Linked DNA regions of Homo sapiens: all the other regions are linked to region 1. A link is a loop called in an ENCODE intact Hi-C map of the cell type or tissue named here. Cell type or tissue: PC-9. All regions are shown on one strand. Region 1 has its middle 140 kb from the start of FGF1. Region 2 has its middle 100 kb from the start of SPRY4-IT1. Region 3 overlaps SPRY4-AS1 (SPRY4 antisense RNA 1). Region 4 overlaps SPRY4-AS1 (SPRY4 antisense RNA 1). Region 5 has its middle 79 kb from the start of SPRY4-IT1. Region 6 overlaps NDFIP1 (Nedd4 family interacting protein 1). Region 7 overlaps RNF14 (ring finger protein 14).

Region 1 (4,000 bases):
TTCCCAGAGCACACCTTTGGCAGCCTCCTGGTAGACCCTGATCCTCCCTCTAACTTCCTCCCTCCATTCAGAGGGCATCCTTTGGGAAGCTGGGGCCTATAAGACAATCTGAAGTTCCCCCAGGGGCACCTGAGAGGAGTCCAGCAGAGCAATGAAGTGTCCTGACTCCACCAACCACTAGCTGGATGACCTTGGGCAAGTTGCTTCACCTTTCTGAGCCTCCTCTGTAAGGTGAGGTTGTTGTGAGGATTAAATAGAAAAACACGCTGGGCTTTGAGCCCACTGCCTGGAACATAGTAAGTATTCAGTAAGTCTTGGCTGTGTCCCTGGAGGTCAGTGCTCTGTGCTCTGTTAGGAATAAGCCAACCCAGCTCTCAACACCTCTTCTATTAACAAACTGCTCTGAAGACACTGGAAATGCTATACTTCCCTCCTAGCTCAGTTCTGTGATGTCTCAAGTCACATTAATTTTTATGCAACGAACTATACCTGGAAACATGATTATTTCCTTAGTCACTGAATTCCTGAACGTTCATCTATTACTTGTGAATACTAAGCAGAACAATATTCACAGTGGACAGGAACAAGGTCTTTAGAGCTAGACTTCCAAGCTCAGGTCCCATCTCTGTAACTTGGGCAAGTTACTGAATAGCTTTGAACCTTAATTTTCTCATCTGTAAAAACTGGGATAATAAAGCTCTTATCCCATCAGGTAACTGTGAGCATCAGTTGAAAGAATGGTAAATGATTATGTGCTTGGCTTCAGGTAAAAACTCACTAAGTGACAGTTATTACCATTATTTTTCATTATTGTTACACTGACAATTGAACAAGCAAAACAGACACAATCTTTGACTTATGGGATAAAATGAACAATAGCCATGGTCATCAGTATGTAGCATGTAGATGGAGTTCGATGAAGTATTAGGGTAAATGTTCAGATGAAGCAGAAACCAGAATGCTGAGTAGAAAGGAGAAGGTATCATTAAAATGTCTTCATTTTCTGCAAATGTCATTGAGAAAAACAAATGACTGGTGAAGAAAAGACAAGAGGGTAGAAGGTGGTGGTAGGAGAGTCCTGAAAGTTTGAATTTTGCAGTTTTCTGTTAAATTGTTCAATAAAAGAAACTTCCAGTGTATCTCTTTCCAGAGACTTCGCAAGCTAAGGCTCTACCCTCCTCCTTTGGACAACTCCTTTCTCAGGGTCTGCCATTTCATGAAGAGACTGCCAGGTCGCACACATCACCTCACCGCTATACGATTTCTACCATATGCAGAGTTCCTCTAGCATGTTGGGAATTGTTTAAATAGCATTTTATAAACATTTAGTCATTCAGTCTTCATATTCTCTATCTATACTGACTCCAAGCTTTTATTTCATTTTATATTCACATCCCTGCCCTGCACACGGTGAGTACTCAAATAAGTTCCTGCTCCCTAACCAGTCTTACTTAGAATCTCCAATCTGACTCATTTGGACTTGTAAATGGTCCAGTGTGGCATTCAAATAAAAAAAAAATAGAAGGGGCCAGGAGGGGGCAGTGATGGGGCAGAGCTTGCCAGAGAAAAGGAGATGCCTGCTATTATCCCAGATGATTTCAGGACACACAGAGATCGTTTGCATTTAGCCCAGGAGAGGGTGCTACCTACTTCTAAGACAGCCTCTCCAAGAAAGACCAGCAGCAAGGCCTCTGCCACCTGAAGTGAGGCTGGGGCTCAGGCTCCCCCGCAGCCCTTTCGCTAGTGCAGAGGAAATGCCCGACTCCCCTACCCCTCCTTTGATACAAAGACCTCTTCTAAAATAGCAGGCAGGTGTCAAGGGAGCATGAAAATATCAGCAGAGCAGATGCAAAAAGAGTACACGGATGTACAGATCCAGGACAAAGATTTTCATCTTGTTTTAAGCATTTATCCAAGCAGCTCGCTGGATATTGGGGATAAAGAAAAAACAAACAAACAAAAAAACTCCATTATCTCCATCATCACCACTACTACTGCTGCATATACTCTGAGACTGCTTTTAAAAGATTCTGAGAAGAGAGGGGAAGTGTCAAGTATAGGGTTGGGTGGTCAGAGATCACAGTATATTGATGAGCCCTAAATGTGGATCTTCTTCCAGTCTTTAAATAAGGTATCTTTCTATTACCTATATTCTATTTAGAATATAATTCTATTTTCAAAGTCATTTTGTATTTGTGGTGAAATAACCCCTCTGTAGCCTGGGATCTAGAAGACCAGGTTTTATATTCCTGGTGGCATTCCCTATTCTGCCTCTCCAATGATTTTCTGCTAGTTCCATCATTTCTTGAGAGCTTAATATGCCTCTATCTTTTTTTTTTTTTGACAGCGTCACGCTCTGTTGCCCAGGCTGGAGTGCAGTGATGCAATCACAGCTCACTGCAGCCTTGACCTCCTGTTTGCCTATATCTTGAATTCTTGAATAAGAATAATCACTAGCATCTTTTCAGCAATAAGACAGAACTTTTGCCCATAATGCACTTTAAACAAAAGAAAGCATTATACTGAAGCAGATCACTCACCTGCTTCTCATTTGTCTTTTGAACAAAAGTCAGACGTCATTCTTTCTCTGAACAGAAACCCAGATAACAAAAGTAATAAGTGAATAAGAAATAAAGTTAATGTCCAATTGTGGTTTCCATCTGAGTTTAAAAAGCAGCTTTGGCACAGTTGCTGGGAACGTAACTGCAGGGAGCACTACTTAGATATTTAACATACGATTTAACCTAGCAACTCCAATTCTATGAATCACGTCTACCAATGTATTGGTACATAGATAGATGTGCAAAGGAATCCGTTGCAGCAATCTTTGTCCAGACTTCCAGAGCAAGACTCTGGAAACAAATGTCTATTAACAGGAAATTGGTGAAATAAATTACGGTACATCTACTGTACAATGGAATTCTATGCAGTCAGAAGTCGATGTATATATATGCTGTTTTGGACAGATGTTTAGAACTATGATTAAATGTAAAAGCAAAGTATATTACAGTGTGTGCAGTACAATCCCATTTATGTTTATATATATGTGTGTATATGTGTGCTTTTTAAAAGGAAGGGCTCTACATACATGGAAAATATCTAGAAGGATATCCTGAAAGCTTTTAACATCATGACTTTTAGATAAGGGGTCATGGGATATGGGGCACGTTTTACTATACATTTCTGTATTGTTTGAATAATTTACACGTGTTACGTCCTTGGTAAAGCCAGCCTCAGGAAATGGTAGGTACTTCTCTCATCTGTCTTTAGAAACCATGTTGGCTTTGGCCGGGCGTGGTGGCTCACGCCTGTAATCCCAGCACCTTGGGAGGCCGAGATGGGTGGATCACAATGTCAGGAGATCGAGACCATCCTGGCTAACACGGTGAAACCCCATCTCTCCTAAAAATACAAAAAAATTATCTCGGTGTGGTGGCGGGCGCCTGTGGTCCCAGCTACTCGGGAGGCTGAGGTAGGAGAATCGCGTGAACCCGGGAGGCGGAGCTTGTAGTGAGCTGAGATCACGCCACTGCCCTCCAGCCTGGGCGACAGAGCGAGACTCCATCTCAAAAAAAAAAACAACAAACCATGTTGGCTTTATTCACCTATATCTAGAGTCCAAGTGATAGAAATACCAAAGCAGAGGACAGTGGTGTCTGCCAGCACAAGTCCCTGTGGCTGAGGGGACATGTGAACTCAAGTCCCATTAGACATGAAACCATTATTTTCACTTTTTGGTATTCAGGTATTAAGTGATGCTCACTGCATTAAGCTTTTAGAATGATCTTGATGATATATTACCATCTCTTGGAGTAAAGATTCCATGACTCGGCAGGAATGGGCACATTGTTCTCAGCAGCTGAGAATGATACTGTGGAGCCTGTCGCTAAGCACTCTAATTGGAGGAATATTTAGCTAGTTGAATTGAGATTAGGTTCAGCTGTGAGGAACAGAAACCCTCCAATAAATAAAAGTTTATTCTCTATCATATAAGAAGCCT
Region 2 (4,000 bases), 330 kb after region 1:
TTCCCTCTCCCTTGTGGGTTCTCTTGGGCCCCAGAGCTGTGTTCCCCTCATCTGCCTTGGGCATTTTATTCCCAAGGGGATTTATCAGCCCCAGTAGATGCCACCTGCATGGTGTCACTGAGGTCAAAAAAGTTAATAACAGAGAAAGAAGCCAGGCTTTTCTTGTTAAAATGAAAATGCTCAAAGGATCATTGCAAATGTAACTTATTCAGTCAAAAACCATGGTGCCAGGCGCTGTGCTCAGAACTGGGACGTGGTGGTGAGCAAGACCAACATGATTCCTGATCCCTCTTGAAGTTCACCATCCAGTAGGTTCCTCAGAGTCTTTTCTAAGAACCATTTTTCTCCCAGTGTAGACCTCCATGGCCAGGGAATCCAGCTCTTTCCCTTCCCTAGCCTTGCACGTGGCAGCTTTCAAGCTCCCTAAGGAAGGAATCCATGCAGTAAACCCCACCCTTTCCACCTCCAGGCCAAGGGGACACTAGAGTGAAGTTTTCATATCTTAGTCCTGTGGCTCATTAACCACATGACCCCTCAAGTCTCATTTCTTCACCTGCAAAATGGAGATCAAGAGACCCTACCCCTTAGGGATGCTATGAGGATCCAGTTAGATGCTGCCGCTGATAATGACGGCTAACATTTTTTGAGTTCTTTTCTATACCAGACACTGTGCAAGCATTTTGTCTGCATTATCACATTTAATCTTCCTAACAACCTCACAGGGGGGCTGTCATCACCACTGTTTAGAGATGGGGACATATAGGTTATATCATTGCCCAGTGTCACACGGACATTAAGTGGTGGAGCTGGGACACAGACCCAGCCATTCCACACTATGTCGACCCTCCAACCCACTGTCTTACACAGCCCCCCTGGTGAATGCAGGCAGAGTGCTTTTCTTCGTGCCTGGTATACAGCAAGTGCTCCACGAATGGCGCCTCTTACTCAACAGCTGGAGGCTCCCCATGCAAGACTTCCCAAGCTTCAACAGTTCCTAAGGATTGGCCCGTGACCACTCAGCAGTCAGATCCTCCCCAACCCATTCCTGTTCCAAGTCCCAAATCTGCATCCTTACAAAAGCTCAGATTGAAACAGACAGTAGCTGGAAGGCTGGCCTTTCCCATAATTTCCCCAGCAGTCCAATCACTGTGGCCACCCAGCGCTCGGCGCTGGCTGAAAACCCAGATCTCAGCCTCCCCGGAAGCCGAGTGAACAAGTTGGCTCAACAGACTAATTTTTTCTCCCTGTTCCCTTCATTCTACCCTCTGGTCCTGGCCTGAATCAAAACAGCAGGGGCCTGGGAGGTAGCTCCGGGTACCACTGGGACAAGCACAACTCGGTTCCAAAGAAAATGATAGTATGAGGTCACTCATTATAATATTTAGCTCCCAGAAGAAACCGCTGTGAGCCCCATCCAAACCACAGACAGCTTTGGCAGCCCCAGTATCCTCTTACGGTTACATAAGCTTTGCAGGGAAATAAATACCAACTCATCTCGAAGGAATTTTAAGGACTAATAAACCTTAACCAGTCTGTGCAGAGAGGGCTTCCTTCTGAAGGAGGGGCTGCGGTTTTAGAGAGGAAGGATTGAGAGGGCTCTGGGGCAGGGCTGGGAGGGACACCTTGTGGGCCTGGCTGCAGGACATTCCTCAGATAGACTCAATCCTGCAGCCTCATTTGTGGGGCAAAAATCTCCAAGGTCAGCAGGTCAGCCATGTCCCAGGCCACCTCCTTCTTGTATACCATCAGGATCCACTCTCTAGTTTCCTCTTATAGGTAGTGAGTTACCTATCACTGGAGGTATTCAAGCATATTCAAACATAAACTGCATGGCTTTAAGAGACTGTCTAGTTCCAATATTTTATTTTATTTTATTTTTGAGATGGAGTCTCACTCTCTCACCCAGGCTGGAGTGCAGTGGCATGATCTTGGCTCACTGCAACCTCTGCCTTCAAGGTTTAAGTGATTCTCGTGCCTCAGCCTCCTGAGCAGCTGGGATTACAGGCATGCTACAACACCTGGCTAATTTTTGTATTCTTAGTAGAGATGGGGTTTCACCATATTGGCCAAGCTGGTCTTGAACTCCCAGCCTCAAGCGATCTGCCCGCCTCAGCCTCCCAAAGTGCTGGGATTACAGGTGTGAGCCACTGCACCCGACCCCAAGATAGTATTTTATATTATGTTTTTCAGGTATAGGAACTACCCTTGGCATCAGCAAAAGGCAGGATGGTACAGTAGTCTCTCTGTCTTATCCACGGTCTCCCTTTCTGCAGTTTCAGTTACCCATGATCCAGTAAAATATTTAGAAAGAGGCTGGGCGCGGTGGCTCACATCTGTAATCCCAGCACTTTGGGAGGCTGAGGTGGGCAGATCACCTGAGGTCAAGACCAGCCTGGCCAACATGGTGAAACCCCATCTCTACTAAAAATACAAAAATTAGCCAGGCGTGGTGGCGGGTGCCTGTAATCCCAAGCTACCCAGGAGGCTGAGGCACGTGAATCGCTTGAACCTTTAAGGCAGATGTTGCAGTGAACCGAGATCATGCCATTTACACTCCAGCCTTGGTGACAAGAGCAAAACTCTGTCTCAAAAAAAAAAAAAGAAAGAAAGAAAGAAAGAAAAATTAGAAATAAACCACATTCACCTGCCTGGCCAATATGGCGAAACTCTGTCCCTACTAAAAATACAAAAATTAGCCGGGTGTGGTGGCCCATGCCTGTAATCCTAGCTACTTGGGAGGCTGAGGCAGGAGAATCGCTTGAGCTGGGGAAGCAGAGGTTGCAGTGAGCCGAGATTGTGCCATTGCACTCCAGTCTGGGTGACAGAGTGAGGAAAAAAAAAAAAGAGACCACATTCACATAAATTTAATTGTAGTATATTGTTATAATTGTTCTATTTTATTATTATTGTTGTTAAGCTCATATTGTGCCTAATTTGTAAATTATACTTTATCACAAGTATGTATGTATAGTAAAAAAAAAACATATTACACACATATAGGGTTTAGTACTATCCATGGTTTCAGGTATCCACTGGGGGACTTGGAACGTATTCCCTGTGGATAAAGGGAGATGACTGTATAGATAAAAGAACTTGCGTTGGGAACCTGAAAACCTATTGTGTTGTTTTAGCTGGGTGACCTCGGGCAAGCTGCTTCACCTTTATGAGCCTTGGTAAGAAAGAAATAACAATTACTCTCTTCTGTCCTCCCCACCTGATTGCTGGAAGGGGCAGAGAAATTGTAGATGTGTAAACATGTCTTGCAAATCACAAAATCCTATGCTAGTAATGGTGAGATGCCCCAGGTACCCAGGGGACTAAGTAGGGATGGGGGCTTTCTGCCTGTGGTAATAGGAAAAGCACTAGAAGCCCAGCCCGATCACCACTCCATGGTCAGGTTCTTCCATTGCCCTTTGTTTTCTGGGGGAAGCAAACCAAGTGTGTTAGGGTGAAGGCTATAGATTCTGAGGCCAGACTCCCTGCATCTGAATCCTCGATCAGCCATTCACTAGCTGTGTATCCTCGGGCAACTCACTTGACCGCTCTGTGCCTCGGTTTCCTCATTTTATATTTGTATAATAATGGTACCAGTCAGAAGTGGTGGCTCACACCTGTAATCCCAATACTTAGGGAGGCCAGGAGTTCAAGACCAGCATTGGGAAAACAGTGAGACCCTGTCTCTAATAATAATAATAATAATAATAATAATAATAATAATAACAGGGCTGGGTGCGGTGGCTCATGCCTGTAATCCCAGCACTTTGGGAGGCTGAGGCGGGCGGATCACGAGGTCAGGAGTTCGAGACCAGGTTGACCAACATGGTGAAACCCCATCTCTACTAAAAATACAAAAGTTAGCTGGGCGTGGTGGCGCATGCACCTGTAATCCTAACTACTCGGGAAGCTGAGGCAGGAGAATCGCTTGAACCTGGGAGGCGGAGGTTGCAGTGAGCCGAGATCAAACCATTGCACTCCAGCCTGGGCAACAGAGCAAGACTCT
Region 3 (4,000 bases), 100 kb after region 1:
CCCTCAATGGCTAAAATGTAAAAGACTGGCAATATTAAGTGTTGGTGAGGATATGGGAGGAAATGGAACTTTCATAGATGCAGATGAGGATGCAATTTTTCAGGCACTTTACAAAACAGTTTGGCAGTTTCTGATAAAGTTAAACATATACTTACCATATGACTTAGAAATCCCACTCCTAGGTATTTACCTAAGAGAAATAAAAACGCATATCTACACAAATATTTATATGTCAATGCTCATAGCAGCTTTAGTCATAAATTCCTGTCCTTCAACAGGTAAATGAGTAAACATATTATAGCATCTTCATACAACAGATAATTACTGAGCCATAAAAATGAAAAAACTACCCACACATGCAGCAGCGTGAATGAATCTCAAAAGCATCATGGTAAGTGAAAGATGCCAGATACAAAAAAACTACTTACTGTGTGATTTAATTTATATGAAATTCTAGAAAATGCAAATTATAGTGATTAAAAAGCAGGTTGCTGGTTGCTAGGGGTCGGGGAAGAGGTAAGGAATTCACTGAAAATAAAAGAGGGATCTTTTGGAGGTGTTGGAATGTTCTATATTATGATTGGGGTAGTGGTTATAAGACTTTATACATTTGTCTAAACTCGTTGAACTGTATACTTAAAATTGATTTTACCACATTAAATTATGTCTCAATAAAGCTGACAAAAAAATAAATATACTGAAATCGGTAAGTAGACCAAAGAGGCAGGCAGAAGACAATCCACTAGGGAAAATATTCAAACTTCTATAATTAAATCATCTCTTAAAGTATTTATTTTGGTTTATATTTCATAGTAGACACAATATCTATACATTAGCATATGTATATAATTTATAAATAAATATTCATATGTTGAGGCACATACTCAATTTGTTTTCACTGATAGGGATGAAACTCTCAAAACATCTGGAGAGTTCAGAGTTGCTTGCTATAAGCCTGGCAGGGCAATTTCAGTGCCATGGTAGAAGCAGAAACCAGACTGTAACTGGAGTTGAGCAGTGGAGATAGCAGGCAAACATCTTTCAAGATATTTGGTGGCGGGCACCAAAACCAAGGAGGCAAAAACAGTGACCTCTGGTCGTCCTCACTGCTCATTATATGCTAATTATAATGTATTAGCATGCTAAGAGACACTCCCACTAGAGCCATGACAGTTTACAAACGCCATAGCAATGTCAGGAAGTTACCCTATATGGTTTTAAAAGGGGAAGAACCCTCAGTTCCAGGAATTGCCCAACCCCTTTCCCAGAAAACTCATGAATAATCCACCCTTTTTTAGCATAAAAATCAAGAAATAATTATAAGCACCATTAGTCCAGCAGCCCAAGTTGCTGCTCTGCATATGGAGTAGCCATTCTTTATTTCTTTGCTTTCCTAATAAACATGCTTTCGCTTAAAACAACAACAAAAAAAGACATTTGGTAGAGAGGAAGGGTACGGATAGTTACAAGGAGAGTGGAAAGTTGTGGGAAGGTGATTATTTTTAGGATGGGTCATTTTAGTATAGATTTAGAGGAAGGAGTTAGAAAACACAGACTGATGAAACAGGAGGGAGAGAGAAGGAAATATTGTGGATGAAGTTCCCAGAGTTTGCAGGAGGAGTTGGTTCTGGGGTCTCAGTGAAGAACTGAGAGAGAGAAAGCTGTGATGTTGCTGGTCTCATTTTTTACTGATTACTAAGCAAGGTCATCAGTGAATGGAATGTGATAAGGCAGGGTAAAGTAGAAGTCATCTTTAGAAAAATGAGCCTGAGAAATAATATCCGGAACGACTAGAACCCTCACTCCCAACACACACACTAGTAAACAAGTAGTTGTGAAACAGCAGCTGAGTCTCTACTATTGATATGGTTTGGATTTGTGTCTCCACCCAAATCTCAGGTCAAATTGTAATCCCCAGTGTTGGAGGAGGGGCCTGGTAGGAAGTGACTGGATCACGGGGGTGGATTTTTCCCTTGTTCTTGTGATAGTGAGTTCTCATGAGATTTGGTTGTTTAAAAATGTGTAGCACCTCTCCCTTGTCTTCCTCCTGCACCAGCCATGTAGGACAGACATGCCTGCTTCCCCTTTGCCTTCCACCATGACTGTAAGTTTCCTGAGGCCTCCCTAGCCATGCTTCCTATAGAGCCTGTGGAACCGTAAGGCAATTAAACTTCTTTTCTTTATAAATTAAGTCTCAGGTAGTTTTCTTTATAAATTAAGTCTCAGGTAGTTTTCTTTATAAATTAAGTCTCGGGTAGTTCTTTATAGCAATCCAAGAACAGATTAATACAACCATCCAGTTATTTTTATGGTGCTGGTGCCATTGTACACTCTCATTTCTGAACTAACCCTTAGATGCTTGACAGGAGTTAGCTGCTTAAACTTGGCACGAAAGGAAATGTCTCCTTATGCCTACTCCAGCAACAAATGGCCCCAGTAAGTGGAAGGTGGTAGGGATTTAAGTGGAAACTGGTGAGCTGATATCTTTAACCCGGGGTCCCTTTGTAATTTACCCATCGCCCACCCGATCTTGGACCAAGTTTTCCCATTATGCCTCAGAAGCTAATTTTGGTCCTACTGGTCAGTGCTGCTCTGGGTGTGGTGGCTGTGTGGGTGGGGACCACCAGGAAGTAAAGGAAGTGGGACTGGTGAATCAGGTGGGGCCCTCCTTCAACACAGCCTGACTCACCCAGGAGCATGGGAATAGGGGCTTCAGGGCTGGCGGCGCCACCTCTGAGCAGCACCAGGGCCTTGAGGGGCATCATTAGTGGTTGCAGATGCTTACCCAGCACTTCTTGCAGGATGGCCTGGGGCCTGCCCACATGCCATTTGGGTAATTATGTCCTATTTACCCTCCTGCAGATTCAATGAACTGACCATGGACTTCCTGACGACCTCTCTGAATGCTGCCCCTAGTGACATAGCAGGTTGAGCCTTAAAGATGGTGCTTCTTCCACATGTTCTCACTTATAAGTGGGAGCTGAACAATGAGAACACACGGACACAGGGAGGGAAAAAACACACCCTGGGGCCTGTGGTGGGAGCAGGGGCAGAGGGGGCAGTATCAGGATAAATAGGTAATGCATGGGGGGCTAAATACCTAAGTGATGGGTTGATAGGTGCAGCAAACTACCATGGCACACATTTACCTATATAACAAATCTGCATGTCCTGCACAAGTATCCTGGAACTTAAAATTTAAAAAAATAAAAATAAATAAAAAGATGGTGATTCTTGCCAAACCCCTCCAACCCTCTTTCCTCCCTACTCTATGCTGGAGGATTCAACAGGACTTAGTGGAAGGGCCTCTGGCCACCCTCTCTGTTCAGTTCATCAGCTACAATGTGTCTTTTCCCCAAGAAATCCAGACAGCCTCTTTTGCTAGTGTCAATGCATGATATAGAGGACTTCTTGTTTCTCTACCTCTAGTAATGCTACCTTTTTTTTTTTTTTTTTTTTTTTTTTTTGCTCCAAAGAAACAACCCTCCTTCACTTTTTAGTTGAGGTGGCTCAGGTGGTGCCAACACTACCCTCAGCTTCAGGGTGGGCCCATGAACCAGCCTGGCTCAGTGGAACACTGACATCTGTTAGCCGTAATGACTGGTTCAGCAACAGATATGGGACCCAAAGAGAGTCAACAAGACCCAGTTCCGAGAATTCTGAGGATCTCTTAGGAAGAATTGCTTTTCTCTGCTCATGTTACTGAGAGCACAGAATATAGGTCAGAAGTTACTGGCAGCTTTTTTTCTCTTGATGAGTTTGAATACACCTCATGTGCTAAGAACTGCCTCAAGTGTCTTTATATATATCAACATTATCTCATTTAATTCCCACATCAACTCCAAAAGTTGTAAGTTCTATTACATGAGGTGGCATAGTTTGGAGGTCAATAGTACTGGCTCTGGAATCAGATTGCCTGGGTTTAAACTCTCGCTCCATAGGTACTAGCTGTGTAACAGGCAATATTTAAACATTTTGTGCCTCAGTTTACTTCATCTAT
Region 4 (4,000 bases), 190 kb after region 1:
GAGCCAAAGGCCACTGTCTTTCTCTCTCAAAATCCACCCGCACCAAGGACCCTCTTGGCTTTCTAAATGATTGAAGGCAAGCAACTGTGGTCTCATTTCTGGGGTGCCTGGATGACCTCTTGCACAGACACAGGGGATTCTGTGGAGAAAAATGCCAACCCCTGCTCCATCATTTCTAGGTGCACGACCTCTCTGGGTACCAACTTTTCGTGGCTTAGGATCAAATGAGAAAACACGTGCACAGCACCTGGCACAGTGCATGGCACATAGCAGGCACACGAAAACATTAGCTGTTAGGAACCGCACGTTTAATATTCAAAGTCAACCCTCCATACATCTCACCAGCTCTTACCATTGCCCCCTAGAGCTGAGAAATCTGAATAGAAGGGCTTGCATTGGACTGGGGCTATTCAGCCTTAGAAATCCAACTCCAGGTAATCGTTTAAAGGAGCCCATTTTCCTATTCAAGTAGAGTGAAAAGAACTCCACCTCAGTCCCCAAGCCACTCAGGACCTCTCATAAGGCTGGCAAAGGGAAGATTCCAGTCTGAGAGCACTGGCCACCTAACTCTATTCCCAGAAAGTGGAGTCCGGCCCAGAGCTCCCTGGAAGTTGAGGTAACAAGACCCAACAAAAATATCCTGTATTCTCTTCACCACCTGTCTCCGCAAGCGAGTAATAAGACAAAGTATTAAAGAGAGACATCACCAGTAATCAGAATGTGGTAACTAAATGAGTCTTTTGTCTTCCACTTACAATGTGCAAGCTGGTCCGGTTCCTCAGCCTCTCTGAACCTGCTTCCTCAACTGTTTAAAGAGAAAAGCAACCTCTACCTCCTGGGGCTGGTCAAAGGATGAAATGAGAGAATTCTGTTCAGCGGTGTCTAGGACATTAGCTGCTGCTTTTAGTTCAAGAAGCCCAGTGCAGCCTATGCCGGAATAAGCATTACTTGCTCCAAAAGAACACTCTGTACAGCAAAGGCAGCCCTTTCCTAGACCACAGACCACACCACTCCAACATGGGCCACAGGTTGGGAGCAAACACTTACTCCACCAGAGGCTTCCTGAAATCTTACAAGCAAATGGAGTGAAAGTAGAAACTGAGACCCAAACAGCTTCTGAAAAGTGGATGCCCGGCTGGAAGTGGTGAGGGACGTTCCCCCACGAAAAAACTTGGACTTGGCAATCATTGCTTTGGACTTCGCAATGTAAATTGCCACTTTTGATGACTTGGGGATTCTAGAATGTTCCGGTCGCTCACTGATTCACAAATATAAGGTCTGGGGTGACCTAAACCTGCATGGTGTGTTCCAAGAGCCCCCAAAGCGTTCCAAGAGCTGGTGACTTTCGGCTCACGTAACTAACCTGGGCCTCAGTTTCCCTCCAGACCCTAACGAAGGAGATAACGGTTGTTGCCTCTACAGGGAAGCTGCGAGGCTAAACGGGGATGGCGCGCTAAGGCGCTCCCTAGACACAGCACGGAGCTCCCCGCGCGCGGTTCCCATTCGCTCCCGGAGAGAAGGGCGGCGCGCGGGCTCACACAAAAGCCCAGGACCTTCCTCCGCTGCAACTGTAGAAAAAGCAACTGGAACGCGAGCTGGGGCAGCGGCCGGGCCGGGGGCTCCTCCCGCAGGCGCCCAGGAGCCGCTCGGCCCGTGGCCCGGCCGGGGAGCAGGCGCCCCGCGGGAGCGCTGAGGCCCCGCTGTGCCGAACCGGGCGGGGGCGGAGGAGGCGGAAGCGGGGGCGGCCGGAGCGCGGTGGGGATGTTTAAAGGAAATTTACAATCATTTCCTCTCTGTGGTTTGGTGACAAATCAACAACATCCTGTTCTTTTGTGAGGCTCCGGGCGCCTGCGAGGCGGAGGCAGCGCTCCGGCTCTTAAAGGGACACACACAGGGCCCCTCTCCCAACGGTTCCCTGCGGCTCCCCCCCAAAAAAATACAGCTTCCTCAAGGCGTCACCTCCGGGGGCGCGCGGCCGGAATGCGGGGGCTGTGGCCGGAGCCGCCGCCAGGCCACGACCTGGATCGCGTCCCTCACCACCCCCCACCCCGCCCGACGGGAGGAGACGGCCGCGGCGGCGGCGCACCAATCTGAAGGACGTCCCGGCCCGGGGCCATGTCCCGCCGAGGGGGTGGGCAGGGGGCGGAGGGGCGTCCTCCCGAGGGTTCCCGTCCCTCCCCCCAACCCCAGGGCAGCTCCGCCGGGCTTCGGACCTCCGGGTAGTTATCCCCCTCCCCCAATCCCCTGGCCTCGAGTTTTGCAGTCCCAAAACTCTGGATTTATGGTTAAAATGTCGACGTACGCACAGGAGGTTTATAAAATGCCAAAGCAGAGACTTCCCGAGCTGTAGAAGTAATGAGAATCAGATGGTCGGGACCAGGAAAAAAAAAAAAAAAAAAAAAAACTACTCAACTGGCCTCCTGGGATTTCGTTCATTCAGTCATTTAATGAGTATGTTTTACTAAGTGCTGGTCACTACTCTAAGCCCCCGCACCGCAGGAACAACACAGATACGGTTCCTGCCCACAGGGGGCTTAGATTCTCAAAAATGAATGAACAGGATTATTTCACATCTACAAGTGCTATGAGTTTTTTAATGGGTCACATTCTAGAACAGCGGCTTTCTGTAGGGACACCTCTCTGAGGGGTCTGACCTGAGGCATCCAAGGATGAAAAGGCAAGGGTGCTAGGAAGAACTGGGTTGGAAAGGTCCAAACATTATTATCAGGAAAGAGCTCAGAAGTCTCATCCCAAAGACCGAGTGAAGGGCAGCCCCAGGGCTGCATTTTCCCCTTGAATACAAGCCTTGATAAGGGGCTTGGGTCCTTCTGCTCTTGCTATATCGCCTGAGCCTTTCCTTTCATCTCTCGGCCTCACAGCTTCCTATAAGGAAAATGAGACACTGAACTAGATACAGTACTTCTCAACCTAGGTGCAAATGAGAATTCCCAGGGAGGCTTTCAAAAACACTGACACCCCTGACCCCACCTCAGACAAAGGGAATGAGGATCTTTGGTAATGGGGCCTAGGCACTGGCATTTCTGTAAGACTTCAAAAGTGAGTTTAGTGTACAACCAGGGTTAAGAGCCACTGACTTAGGGCCGGGCGCGGTGGCTCACGCCTGTAATCCCAGCACTTTGGGAGGCCGAGGCGGGCGGATCAGTTGAGGTCAGGAGTTTGAGACCAGCCTGACCAACATGGAGAAACCCCGTCTCTACTAAAAATACAAAATTAGCCGGGCGTGGTGGCGTGCACCTGTAATCCCAGCTGCTCAGGAGGCTGAGGCTGGAGAATCACTTGAACCCGGCAGGTGGAGGTTGCGGTGAGCTGAGATGGCGCCATTGCGTTGCAGCCTGGGCAACAAGAGCAAAACTCTGTTTCAAAAAAAAAAAAAAAAGAGCCACTGACCTAGATGATATTTAAAGTTTGGGTTTAAAATGCAGTAAGGTGGCTGGGCGCAGTGGCTCACGCCTGTTAATCCCAGCACTTTGGGAGGCCGAGGCAGGCAGATCATGAGGTCAGGAGATGGAGACCATCTCCTGGCCAACATGGCGAAACTCCGTCTCTACTAAAATACAAAAAATTAGCCGGGCGTGGTGGCACCGCCTGTAGTCCCAGCTACTTGGGAGGCTGAGGCAGTGGAATCCCTTGAACCCAGGAGGCAGAGGTTGCAGTGAGCCGAGATCGCGCCACTGCACTCCAGCCTGGTGACAGAGCAAGACTCCATCTCAAAATAAAATAAAATAAAATAAAATAAAGTGCAGTAAGAAGGCCAGGCGCGCTGGCTCACACCTGTAATCCTAGCACTTTGGGAGGCCAAGATGGGCAGATCACCTGAGGTCAGGAGTTTGAAACCAGCCTGGCCAACCAGCCTGGCCAACATGGTGAAACCCTGTATCTACTAAAAATACAAAAAAAAGTTTAGCCAGGCATGGTGGCAGGCGCCTGTAATCTCACCTACTTGGGAGGCTGAGGCAGGAGAATTGTTTGAACCTGGGAG
Region 5 (4,000 bases), 310 kb after region 1:
TGGGGTTTCACCGTGTTAGCCAGGATGGTCTCGATCTCCTGACCTTGTGATCCGCCCGCCTCGGCCTCCCAAAGTGCTGGGATTACAGGCGTGAGCCACAGCGCCCAGCCCCAACAGGCATTTTTAAGAGACTTGAAAAGCTATTTCAAAAATGTATATAGAAGAGCAACTGTCCAAGAATGTCAAGGCACTTATGAAAAAGAGTAAATTGAGGGGAACCTACCCTACCAGATACCATGATTTAACTTACCATTGAGACTGTAGTAATAAAAATGATGTGGTATTGGAAAGGGATGGACACATAGATCAATGGACCAGAACAGAGAACCTAGAACAATATCCATGTATATATGGAGACTTGATTTATGACTCAGTGGGCATTTCAGATATTGGGTAAAGCCTGGACTATTTAATAAATGGTGCTGAGACACTTGGTTAATTAAATAGAAAAGAGTGGCCAGCTCAGTGACTCACACCTGTAATCCCAGCACTTTGGGAGGCCAAGGTGGGCGGATCACCTGAGTTCAAGAGTTCAAGACCAGCCTGGCCAACATGGCGAAACCCTGTCTCTACTAAAAATACAAAAAAATTAACTGGGCATGGTGGTGTGAGCCTGTAATCCCAGCCACTCCAGAGGCTGAGGCAAGAGAATCGCTTGAACCCAGGAGGCAAAGGTTGCAGTGAGCCGGGATCCCACCATTGCACTCCAGCCTGGGCAATAGAACAGGACTTCATCTCAAAAATAAATAAATGCAAATAAATAAATAAACAAATAAATAAAATAGAAAAAAGCAAAATTGCATCCCTGCCTCATACTATATACCAAAAAATCCATTCTAGGACTTAAATATGAAATGCAAAACTATAAAACCTTTAAAAGGCAACAGAGAGAAATACTGTTATATGCTTAAGAATGGGGAGAATTTTTTAAACAAGAACAGAAGCCCAAACTATAAAGGAAACAATTGATAAATTCAACTACATTTTTAAAAGAGAGAGTAAAAAGATAACTTAGGCCAGGTACGGTGGCTCACGCCTGTAATCCCTTTGGGAGGCCAAGGCGGCCGGATCACCAGGTCAGGAGTTCGAGACCAGCCTGGCCAACATAGGAAAACCCCGTCTCTACTAAAAATACAAAAATTAGCCGGGTGTGGTGGCACGTGCCTGTAGTCCCAGCTATTCGGGAGGCTGAGGCAGGAGAATCGCTTGAACCCTGGAGGTGGAGGTTGCAGTGAGCCGAGACCACACCATTGCACTCCAGCCTGGGTGACAGAGTGAGACTCCATCTCAAAAAAAAAAAAAAACAAAAAAAGAGATAACTTATTGGGAAAGAGATAACTTATTGGGAAAGGATATTTGGGACATATTTAAATAACAAAGGATTAGTATGGAGAATATATAAAGTATTCCTACAAACCAAAAAGAAAAAGCAAAAATAAATTATAAACATGAGCAAAAGCCTTGAAAAAGCCTTTCAAAGGGGAGGAAATACAAGTGGCTCATTAGCATGTGAAAATATACTTAACCTCATTAGTAATCAGAGAAATACAAATTAAAACCTTGATGAAGCCAGGTGTGATGCCTCATGCCTGTAATCCCAGCACTTTGGGAGGCCCAGCTAGGAGGACGGTTTGAGGCCAGGAGTTTGAGACCAACCTGGGCAACATAGTGAGACCCCATTTCTACAAAAAATAAAACAAACTATCCAGCTGCAGTAACACGCTCCTATAGTCCCAGCTACTTGGGAGGCTGAAGCAGGAGGATTGCTTGTGCCCAGGTGTTCAAGGGTGCAATGACCTATATGATCATGCTACTGCATTCCAGCCTGGGTGACACAGACCCTGTCTCAAAAAAAAAAAAAAAAAAAAAAAAAAAATTCCTTGAGGAGATACTCTTCCACACTTACCCAACTGACTACAATCAGAAAGCCAGACAAGGCCAGGTCTTGGAGCAACAAGAACAGGATGTGGAGCAACAGAACTGCTCTCCACCACTAATAGTAGAATAAACTGGTAAAACCACTTTGGAAAAGAGCCTCGCCTTAGCTAATAAAGACAAATATGCACATGTTCTACTACCCAGCAATTCCAGTCCTATGTTATGCACTCTAGAAAAACTCCTGCCCAAGGGTACCAGGAGGTATGCACAGATGTTCATGGCAGGGTTTTTCAGCAGGGTCAGGACCAGAAGGAGGAAGAACGGCTCCTAGGGCAAAAAACTTAAGGTGGTACTCCCCTACTCCCCTTCAGGACTGTTGTAGGTTGTGGTCTCTAATATTGCACGCGCAGTGTTGATAGCAAGCTGAATGATAGCCCTTCAAAAGTACATCTGTGTCCCAAAACCTGTGCATGTGACCTTATTTGGATAAAGGGTTTTTGGAGATGTAATGAAGTTAAAGATCTGAAGATGAAATCATTCTGTTTTTTGTTTGTTTGTTTGTTTGTTTTGAGACGGAGTCTCACTCTGTCACCCAGGCTGGAGGGCAGTGGTGCGATCTCGGCTCACTGCCAGCTCCGCCTCCTGGGTTCACGCCATTCTCCTGCCTCAGCCTCCCGAGTAGCTGGAACTACAGGCGCCTGCCACCACGCCTGGCTAATTTTTTGTATTTTTAGTAGAGACGGGGTTTCACCGTGTTAGCCAGGATGGTCTCGATCTCCTGACCTCGTGATCCACCCGCCTCGGCCTCCCAAAGTGCTGGGATTACAGGCGTAAGCCACCGCGCCCGGCCTGAAATCATTCTGGATAGACTGGTTGGGTCCTATATTCAATGACAAGTGTCCTTAGAAGAGACACACAGAAGAGGGACACAGGGAGAAGAGGGGAAGGCCATGTGAAGGCCAAGGCCGAGGTTGTAGTCATGCAATCATAAGCCATGGGCCAAGGACACTTGGAGCCACCAGAAGCTAGAAGAGGCAAGGAAAGAGTCTCTGCTAGAGCCTTTGAAGGAGTATGGCCCTGCCAACACCTTGATTACAGACTCCTGGCATCCAGAACTGCGAGAAGAAAAATTTCTGTTGTTTTAAGACACCAAGTTAGCAATAATTTGTTATGGCAGCACTAGGAAACTAGTGTGACTTCCCTCTTCCTCACCCTAGTCCCAGGCCTGTTGCTCAGGATAGTAAAAAAATGAAACAACTCTAATGTCCATCAACAGTGGAATACATGAATAAATTGTGGTGCTATTTATAATGGAATATTTTAGCAGAATGAATGAACTGCAGCTATGTAGATCAGTTAGGATGGGCCTCGAAACCAATGTTGAGTGAAAGAAGCAAATCAGAGAAAACTACAGTGTATGATTCCATGTATACATTTCAAAAATGAGTAAAAGGATACAATGTATTGTTTAGATTTGCATGCACAAATGGTAAAACTATAAAGAAAGCAGGTGATTTATCAACACAAAACAGTGGGTGCTTCTGGGAAGGAGGGACATGTGCTCAGAAAGAGGCACTCGGGGCTTGTAAGGCTGCAGTGTTTAAGCTGGCTACTGGGTGCCGTGGTAGTTCTTGTATTATTCCTCTTTACATTCTATATCTTGCATTTAATATGCTTTTTGATATCTTCAATATAGTTTGTAATGAAAATTAACAAAGCAAGTATAGGCTATGGAAATTAACATGCATGGTATAGTATGCTGTGTCTCTTCTTAGATGAAAGATCCCATAAGATACGGGCTAGTTAGATTGTGAGTCAGCCTGTCAATCAGTCATCTAACACGTATGCACCAAGCTCTGGTACAGTGTGAGGCTCTGGGTTCCATAACGAAGTAACACATTTTAGGGAAAGGTAATGGGAGTGGAGACAAGAGAGAACACACAATGATTTATTTGCAAAATTAATTTTTAAATCCAAAAATGTGTTTAAGGGCCATGACTTACAACATTTTCTGTTACTCAAAGTCTTAAACCTTTCCAGGATTGATACATGAAAACAGTTCAAAGGTGGGAGTTTGAACACATGCATTCCAAAAGCCCGCTAGAGTAAGATGAAGGGAATT
Region 6 (4,000 bases), 400 kb after region 1:
GTTATGGGTGAATCCTAGTCGTCCTGCAGCCCAAGGTCCAAGCTAGTTTACTCCATAACCTTAAGTAAATAACCGCGGTTCCTATGAATACCTTTCCAAAACCATTTATTATAAAAACTCACTCTTTATCCATTATCAGTATTAACGTATCAAAGTGAGAAAGAACATGGGAGAGAAAAATGACAATTAATGCAGCGTGAACATTTTCATCCTGAATACCAGTAAGGACTCTAGATGATATATGGTGCCCACTTCATGTGCCTCAAAAGATTTTAATTTTCAGAACATTTAAACGATTAAAGAGAAATCATCCTCTTAACTAGGTATTTTAAAGCGTATCAAACTGTAGGTTTACATTTGACAAAGTCTTATGGACCACCAAATACGTAGAAATAGGAATTCCAAATATTTCAGTTCGTTGAATATACAAAACCAAATAAGGCGCAAGGACCTGAAGAATAAACACAAAGCTAGTCTACAATGTTTGAGTTAACGTGATTTAGGACCCTTCTATTTTGTTCTGCAAGATAATTTACATAGTTCTCTCTGCTATATGTGTCCACATCTATTCAGATTGTTACAGATCTTTTCATTCTGGAACTTAGAACATTATAGGCCATACAAACTTCCAAACTCCATTGTTGCTATAATCTGATTCGAAATGGAAAAAAAAAAATCTTCAAAGAAACTTCCATAAAACTCCCTTCTCTATTATCAAATATAACTTCTGAAAAAGAACACACTACACTATTATTCATAATAATCCATAAACTGGTTAGAGGGATCATTGAAATGTCAATCCAGGAGGCTCCTAATTTTCCTGTTTGGCTTTCAAACAACCCACACTTCTGTGCATTATATACTGATATCCTGAACGACTTCCTATGCTGATTCTGGATATACATACACAGCAGATGAATGGACATTTGCAGCTATCAGACTGTGCTGGTGCTGATTTGTGTAGTAATTTGACCATCTTGGTGTATTTTTTCTTCATATTTCTTAAATAGAAAATGAAAAAAATCAAATGGCTGATATCATAAAAACAACTGGTCTCTAAATTTAAGATTGAGACAAGAATAGAAATCAGGAGAAATGAGGAATCTTTAATTTCAACTGACTGAATGCTCACAGGACTCAAACCAGTTGGTGCATTCAACTGAGAAAAAGAACAAATGAGAACATGCAGAAAACACTGGAAATAAATTATCTAAAATTATGTCTAAAAATTGAAGCATAATTAGGAATTCCAGAATGATTTAAGATCTCTACAACTCCTCTCTACTTTTTTAGTCCATTATCTTTTACAGAACCAATGTTCAAATACATTTTTAGGAATGTATTTAGTAGGATATAAGAGGACTTCTTGTGCTGAAAATGAAGAAAAAAATTGACCCAACATTAGTTTTTTAATCGCATCTACTGAATGATTCCCTAAGATTAGAAAAAATTGCCTTAGCAATCAACAAATGCAAGCCAAGAAATTAAGCACTAATCTACAGTAAAAGGTGCTACACAAGAGATATTTATTAATGTTCTGTTGTATTTACAGTTTTAACATAGCAAACCAAGATGAATTACCACTTGGGCAGAAAGCACATCATTCTACATTATAACCCACTGGTTTCTGCTAACACATTGTAAAAGCAAGTAGTACAGTATGTTAGGGATCATCTCAAAAGTTCCAAGCTACTTCTTTCTTTGCTCCTAAGTACCTAATCCTCTCCTTACTCCCAGACTTTGGCCTAATCACCAGGAGACAAAAGGAAAATAAGGGGGGTGGGGGTGGGGGTGGGGGTGAAGAACGCTAATTATAGAAAGAGTGTCAAGAATTACATTTTAGTAATTAAGCTTCATTTGTATCCTAGTGCTTTCTGTTTTATACAGTGACAACACCTTTAGAATCCCTTAGGTACAATAAGGTACCGCAGAATTGTGAATACAGGCTATAAAAAATTAATGCTTATTATTTACCAATTAAAGACTTATTTTTGACCACACCTTAAATGTATTTTTGCACTATGATTTTGCTTCCAGGTGTTCATACAGAATTGAATAAATTTCTAGATTAACTTGAACAGCAAATATGGATTATGTGCAAAAACACAGTCATAGCAAAAGTTTAACTTTTGAGAAAACCCCTTTAAAATGGCCAGCATTATACATATCTTACAATATTTAATTCCAAGTTCATTTTGAGATGGAGGATGAATAAAGCAAGACTGCCCCCTACCGACTACAGGGACATGGCTCATGCTACTTAAAATGACTACAAACAATATATAAGGCATTATTAATACATCACAGACTTGATTGCAAGAGCTTTTTCAAACATTAACCACTAATGATTCAATGATTACAGAATTCTGCATTAACTATTAAAATTTTACACCTAGGAACAAATAGAGAGAAATGATCTTTTCAACAGTACTTTATTTTTTTAAAGCAGGTGATTATTCCTCTGTGTTCTGCATCTTGATTCACTTCCTGCAGGTGTTCTCTTGCTTCTTGAGAGAGAATTCATAAATGCAGGAAGGCCTTTGCCAGAAAACATCTGCCAGAGAAGGATATTGAATATTGAAACTCTAGTTAGCTTGTTATTTTGGCTAAGAGAAGGATGTAGTCACAAAAGAAGGCAGGATGTTTGGAGACACAAGTGCATTTTAACATAGTTTTAAGATTACTGTATACTGACATCACGGTATTCAATAAACATTAAAATTTCAGTTCTTAAAGTTATCAAGGCCTCTAGAACTAGAAAAAACTGGAATGCTTTTTCTAAAAACTCCTGAAGTCAGGAGTCTCTCTTTCCAAACCTCTTAACAAAAGAATACAATGGAAGCAGTGCTACTGCGCATCCCACACTGAACGCTGTCAGCAATGACTGAAACTTGGGACAGAGAGCATAATCCAAGTGCACAAGTAATTTTCCTAATATACCTGAAGATACTGTTTACCCTAACAATTCCACTAGATATTGCACAAGGAAGCTTTCCAGTAAGGATGCCAACCATGTCATGCTATACCTCAACCGAGCATGGCAAAATTAGAAAACAAGGATAAACTCACAGGTACCACAAATACTTTTAAAAAACAAGTTTTCCTAAAAAGTCATTGTATTTGGGGCATGTTTCTCTTAAAATAATACATGTACTTTCAAACTAAATTTTAAGAAAGGAATATATCTGACTGAAATAAATGCTCTCGAAATAATGCCTACGCATTTTACTAAATGCAGTTTTCATCTAATACTTTGAGGCATTTCTGTACTAGTATATTGTTTTGGTTCTCATGAAAATAACTTGGGAAAAACTACAAGTAATTCCCTATATTAACAATAAAAGAAGAACTATTAAGAATAAAAGAAGAAACACTAAAGAGATACATTTACTGCTTAATAAACATTTATTGAGAAACTATTTTGTGGTACTCAGCAAGAAGTGAGAGTTGGATGGGCTCAAATATCGGCCTATAACTTACTTTTCTATCCTCCAAATTACTATAAAAGCCACAAGAAACTCTTCTATGTCTTTTCTTTCTTTTCTTTTCTTTTTTTTTTTTTTGGAGACAAGAGTCTGTCACTCAGGCTGGAGTGCAGTGGCGCGAGCTCGGCTCACTGCAACCTACACCTCCAGGGCTCAAGCCAACCTTCTGCCTCAGCCCCGCAAGTGACTGGCACTAACAGGCGTGCACCACTATGCCCGGTGTCTTCTGTATCTTTTCTGATTAGATTACTGCGTAAGTATTTAAAAGGCTGCCAAAATGGAGAGAGACTACAAACACACTGGAGGAAATGAACATATTTTAATATTATCAACATTTTTCCAAACTATAAATTCATTTGTGTTGTGATTTGAAGTAAACCACTGAAACTGATACAAGGACATCTTTTCTTTAGATTGAGAGACATAAGAGATTGAAAGACCTCGGAAAGCACAGAGACAGAGACACAAAAATATGAGGAACTCTAAAAGCCAAGCAGAAGCAAAAAAGAAAATTG
Region 7 (4,000 bases), 560 kb after region 1:
ACAGGACCACATGCTTACATCCCGTCTCTCACTCTTCCTGGGTCTGCCTCAGCCCTCACTGGCTACCACACTGTTCCTGGAGCCCTCTTACATGCTCATAGCCCAAGGGCTTTGCCCTTGCTGTCTCTGCCTGGAATTCTCTCCTCCCAGGTGTCCAGAAGGTTCAATCCCACACTGCTGAGACTTTGTTCAAGTGCTATCTTGATGGAGTCTTCTCTACTCTTTAAGATTCCAACATTGCCCTGCCTCCCCTAACTCCCTATTTCTTCTCCCCAACTTCTATGGTTTTTTTTTTTTCTTTTTTTTTCTTTGAGACAAAGGTCTTGCTTTGTCATTCAGGCTGGAATGCAGTGGTGTGATCAAGGCTCACTGCAGCCTTGACCGCCTGAGCTCAAGAAATCCTCCTGCCTCAGCCTCTTGAATGTCAGCTGGGACAACAGGCACATACCACTGCACCCAGCAAATTTTTAGTGTTTTTTTGTTTTTTAAGAGAGACGGAGTCTTACTATGTTGCCCCGACTGGTCTCAAACTCCTGGCTTCAAGTGATCCACTCACCTCAGCCTCTCAAAGCACTGGGATTACAGGAGGGAGCCACTGCGCACGACCCATGGTACTTATCTTCTGATGAACCAGATAATTTACTTAGTGTCTCTTTCCTTCCGCCAGAATTTAAGTTCCACATGGGCAGGGAGATTATGTCTGTTTTATTTACTGCTACATTCTCACCACCTTGAAAAAGAGTAAGGCCCATTGCTGGGTATTCCATCAGTATTTGTTAAATAAGTGAGTTATTCTAGGAAATACTATAGGTTGCAAAAAGTAGAATGGTACTGAGGGTAAGACAATCGCTTTTAAAATTTACATGTATTTATGTTGTATTAGTGTGAGTTTAGCTGCTTTTCCTTTTTTGGTTTGTTTTTATAATGAAGGGAAAAAAGGAGATCCAAGCAAGGAAAAGAAGTGACTGTGTTAACTTTGTACTTAGCAACTTCAGCATCAAATCTCCCTAAGTTTCCAATGTACACAATCTTCTCCAAAGCATCCTCTGGCTCAGAGAAATGTGGGAGTCCTTGGAGTGGTAAATCTTCAGACAACCTGAGAAACTGTACAGTCTAAACGATGGGTGATGAAAGTTGATTATTACCATAAACATTGGCTAAGAATACCCCTAAAGCTCCCATAACCAGATTTCTGACCACACTCAGTCTGGCCTGATTTTTTTAGTTAAGCTAAGGTTTGGGGAGCAGGCTGGCTACTCTTACCAGCATCAGAGGGCACCATGGGGTTACAATTCCTTGGTCCTACTTAGGGGCTTTATATACAACTTAATTTCCCTACTTTGGTGGTTGAAGGTTAAGTGCCACTATCAGGAGTGACACTCTACTATGTAACAATTGCATAAGATGTCAACTGTGGTTCACATACACTTTTGAGTATTTAAAAATTTCTGATAATACTGCTGTTCCTGCCTTGATAGTACTGTTAGATACCATTCTGTCTACTAAAGTATAAAACAGACTATAATGAAATATAATGAGGAAAATTTAAATACCAGAAATTAAATCTACTTCTGTAACAAAACAACATACTCTATACCTGTCTTAACTAGTGACGATATTTTTAGAACATGGGAACTGCTGCCACCTGCTGGTGATGCTTATGGCAAAGTTAATACTAGGTAGGAGGGAGATCCAAACTCCAGTCAAAATTCTGAAATTCCCTTTCAAAGCAGACAGCCACGTGAACAACTTTATTATTATCTCCTCTAATTAACTCTCATTGCTCTTGACAGAAAAAATAAATACAAAGTATATGAAGAGATTACTAATGTAAATTAGAACTGTCTACTACTAAAAAAATGACTTTGGGCAAATGACTTTGGGCTGGGTGCGGTGGCTCACACCTGTAATCCTAGCACTTTGGGAGGCTGAGATGGGTGGATCACTTGAAGTCAGGAGTTCGAAACCAGGCTGGCCAACATGGTGAAACCCCGTCTCTACTAAAAATTAAAAAAAATAAAAAATAAAAAATTAGCTGGGTGTGGTCGTGGGCACCTGTAATCCCAGCTACTTGGGAGGCTGAGGCAGGAGAATCACTTGAACCCGGGAGGCGAAGGTTGCAGTGAGCCGAGATCAAGCCACTGCACTCCAGCCTGGGTGACAGAGCAAGACTCCGTCTCAAAAAAAAAAAAAAAAAAGACTGCTGACTAACACCACAAATCTGTCTGGGAATATGGCTTCTGATACTGAGCCTTTCTTACGTTCACCAGCTCCTCCACAGGTCAACAGGAAGGGATACATCTACTCAACAAACTTCGGGATTTAGCCAAGATGGCAGGCTAATTCTCACACCAGGGCACAGTCTAATGGGTCCAGCTGACTTCCTGACTTGATCAACTTGCCCAGTGTTTAATGATGTTTTTCAAGAAGCCGAGCAGGAAAATTACCAGAACAGGTGAACAGCCTAAAACTGCATACACAGCACTGAAGCATCCTGAGAAGTAACTGATTTAAAGCTACAAAAGACCTCAGTCAAAAAGAAATCACTGATTTGCTGAGCCTGCTAGGATTAGGTAATCTGTCTTCAAAAAGTTTTCTGGCTCCTGCCCAATCCAGATGTACCAAGGTATAATTAATGTTTATATAACAATAAAAACAGATGAGACAACTGTGACAGCTGAGAGGGGTCTAAGGAGACATGATAACTAAATATAATAACGTGGTGTCCTAGAAGGGATCCTGGAACAGAAGAAGGACATTAGGTAAAACTAAGAAAATCTGAATAAAGTATGAACTCTACTTAATAATATCAATACTACTTCATTAATATGACAAATGTGCTGCACTAATATGTTAATAAGGAAAACCAAGTGAGGGGTACATAGGAACGCTGTACAATCTTGGCACTTTTTCTGTCAATCTATATTCTAAAATAAAAAGTTTCTTTTTAAAAAATGGATGGTCTGTTAATAGGGTAGCTAAAAAAATAAAAATTATAATAATAAAAATTTAAACTAAAAGAAAAATGGATGAAACAAGATGCATCTCAACTGACAAAGGCAGGCCCTAAAGTTAGTTCGATCACAAGCTTAAAATGTCACAGAGCTATTTTGATTTAAAAAAAAAAATTATGGCCAGGCGTGGTGGCTCATGCCTGTAACCCCAGCACTTTCGGAGGCTGAGGCGGGTGGATCACTAGGTCAGGAGTTCGAGACCAGCCTGGCCAACATGGTGAAACCCCATCTCTACTAAAAATACAAAAAAATTAGCTGGGCACGGTGAGCATGCCTGTAGTCCTGGCTACTTGGGAGGCTGAGGCAGGAGAATCACTTGAACCTGAGAGGTGGAGGCTGCGGTGAGCTGAGATTGTGCCACTGCACTCCAGTCTGGGCAACAGAGGGAGATTCCATCTCAAATAAATAAATAAATAAGTTATTTGATAGCTTATTTTCATTTATCAGCTCTAGACCCAAACCTTTTATATAAAAATGAAGAGACACTGACTATTCAAACTCCCCCAAAAACACCCAGGAGGCCAGGCACTGTGGCTCATGCCTGTAAATCCCAACACTTTGGCAGGCTGAGGCAGGAGCATTACTTGAGCTCAGGAGTTCACAACCTGGGCAATATAGCGAGACCTTATTTCTACTAAAAAGAAAAAAAAAAAATTAGCTGGGCATGGTGCTATGTGCCTGCAGTCGCAGCTACTCAGGAGGCTGAGGTGGGAGGATTGCTTGAGACCAGATCTCAAGGCTGCCGTGAGCTATGATCGCACCACTGCACTCCAGCCTGGGTGACAGTGAGACCCTGTCTCAAAAAGAAAAAAGGCCCATGAAATTCATACTAATTTATGGCAAATCTCAACCCACTCATAAAAAAAGGCTTTCATGAAATTAAGGTAGGTACAAAACTCTTTATTCTATCATATATTTTGCTGACACCACAACCTTCCACAAACCCATTTGTTTTACAGGGCATTTGGGGAGTTACCCAAATCTTT

The links. Hi-C counts contacts between places; a loop is a spot of excess contacts. Peaks named below come from ENCODE experiments on the same cell type or tissue, not always from the same donor. Only the 100,000 strongest peaks of a DNase experiment are listed, where the experiment ranks them.
Region 2: a loop joins it to region 1, with 11 times the contacts of the local background. A loop is called at or near these places in 6 of 110 quality-filtered maps.
Region 3: it touches region 1 in a loop (6-fold over the local background); 23 of 110 quality-filtered maps call a loop at or near these places.
Region 4: a loop joins it to region 1, with 8 times the contacts of the local background. A loop is called at or near these places in 42 of 110 quality-filtered maps.
Region 5: a loop joins it to region 1, with 5 times the contacts of the local background. A loop is called at or near these places in 2 of 110 quality-filtered maps.
Region 6: it touches region 1 in a loop (14-fold over the local background); 96 of 110 quality-filtered maps call a loop at or near these places.
Region 7: a loop joins it to region 1, with 13 times the contacts of the local background. A loop is called at or near these places in 21 of 110 quality-filtered maps.

The regions. Positions count from the first base shown.
Region 1 is chr5:142,546,538-142,550,537 of GRCh38, reverse strand. No RefSeq gene overlaps it. Among named protein-coding and RNA genes, the nearest start is that of FGF1, 140 kb to the left of the region's middle. RefSeq lists an enhancer at 1-48. In PC-9, CTCF peaks have their summits at 1,393 and 1,598 (motif pointing right); a DNase peak (open chromatin) is centred at 1,507; H3K27ac peaks cover 709 bases.
Region 2 is chr5:142,213,587-142,217,586 of GRCh38, reverse strand. No RefSeq gene overlaps it. Among named protein-coding and RNA genes, the nearest start is that of SPRY4-IT1, 100 kb to the left of the region's middle. RefSeq lists a silencer at 1,010-1,179. In PC-9, no CTCF peak of the experiment used is centred here; a DNase peak (open chromatin) is centred at 1,526; H3K4me3 peaks cover 453 bases; H3K27ac peaks cover 1,048 bases.
Region 3 is chr5:142,444,150-142,448,149 of GRCh38, reverse strand. The region is part of intron 3 of SPRY4-AS1 (SPRY4 antisense RNA 1); the gene reads right to left. Among named protein-coding and RNA genes, the nearest start is that of SPRY4-AS1, 120 kb to the right of the region's middle. In PC-9, no CTCF peak of the experiment used is centred here; DNase peaks (open chromatin) are centred at 1,779 and 2,729; H3K4me3 peaks cover 1,374 bases; H3K27ac peaks cover 4,000 bases.
Region 4 is chr5:142,354,903-142,358,902 of GRCh38, reverse strand. All of the region lies in intron 3 of SPRY4-AS1 (SPRY4 antisense RNA 1), which reads right to left. Among named protein-coding and RNA genes, the nearest start is that of SPRY4-AS1, 32 kb to the right of the region's middle. RefSeq lists a silencer at 1,553-2,202 and enhancers at 2,240-3,041, 3,042-3,843. In PC-9, no CTCF peak of the experiment used is centred here; a DNase peak (open chromatin) is centred at 1,812; H3K4me3 peaks cover 2,078 bases; H3K27ac peaks cover 2,776 bases.
Region 5 is chr5:142,237,609-142,241,608 of GRCh38, reverse strand. No RefSeq gene overlaps it. Among named protein-coding and RNA genes, the nearest start is that of SPRY4-IT1, 79 kb to the left of the region's middle. In PC-9, no CTCF peak of the experiment used is centred here; a DNase peak (open chromatin) is centred at 1,988; H3K27ac peaks cover 1,229 bases.
Region 6 is chr5:142,150,285-142,154,284 of GRCh38, reverse strand. It overlaps NDFIP1 (Nedd4 family interacting protein 1), which reads right to left. Exons shown (of 8, transcript NM_030571.4): 8 at 1-2,554. Among named protein-coding and RNA genes, the nearest start is that of NDFIP1, 44 kb to the right of the region's middle. In PC-9, CTCF peaks have their summits at 2,030 and 2,234 (motif pointing left); a DNase peak (open chromatin) is centred at 2,184.
Region 7 is chr5:141,990,191-141,994,190 of GRCh38, reverse strand. It overlaps RNF14 (ring finger protein 14), which reads right to left. Exons shown (of 9, transcript NM_004290.5): 9 at 3,899-4,000. Among named protein-coding and RNA genes, the nearest start is that of GNPDA1, 21 kb to the left of the region's middle. In PC-9, CTCF peaks have their summits at 1,427 and 1,633 (motif pointing left); a DNase peak (open chromatin) is centred at 1,670.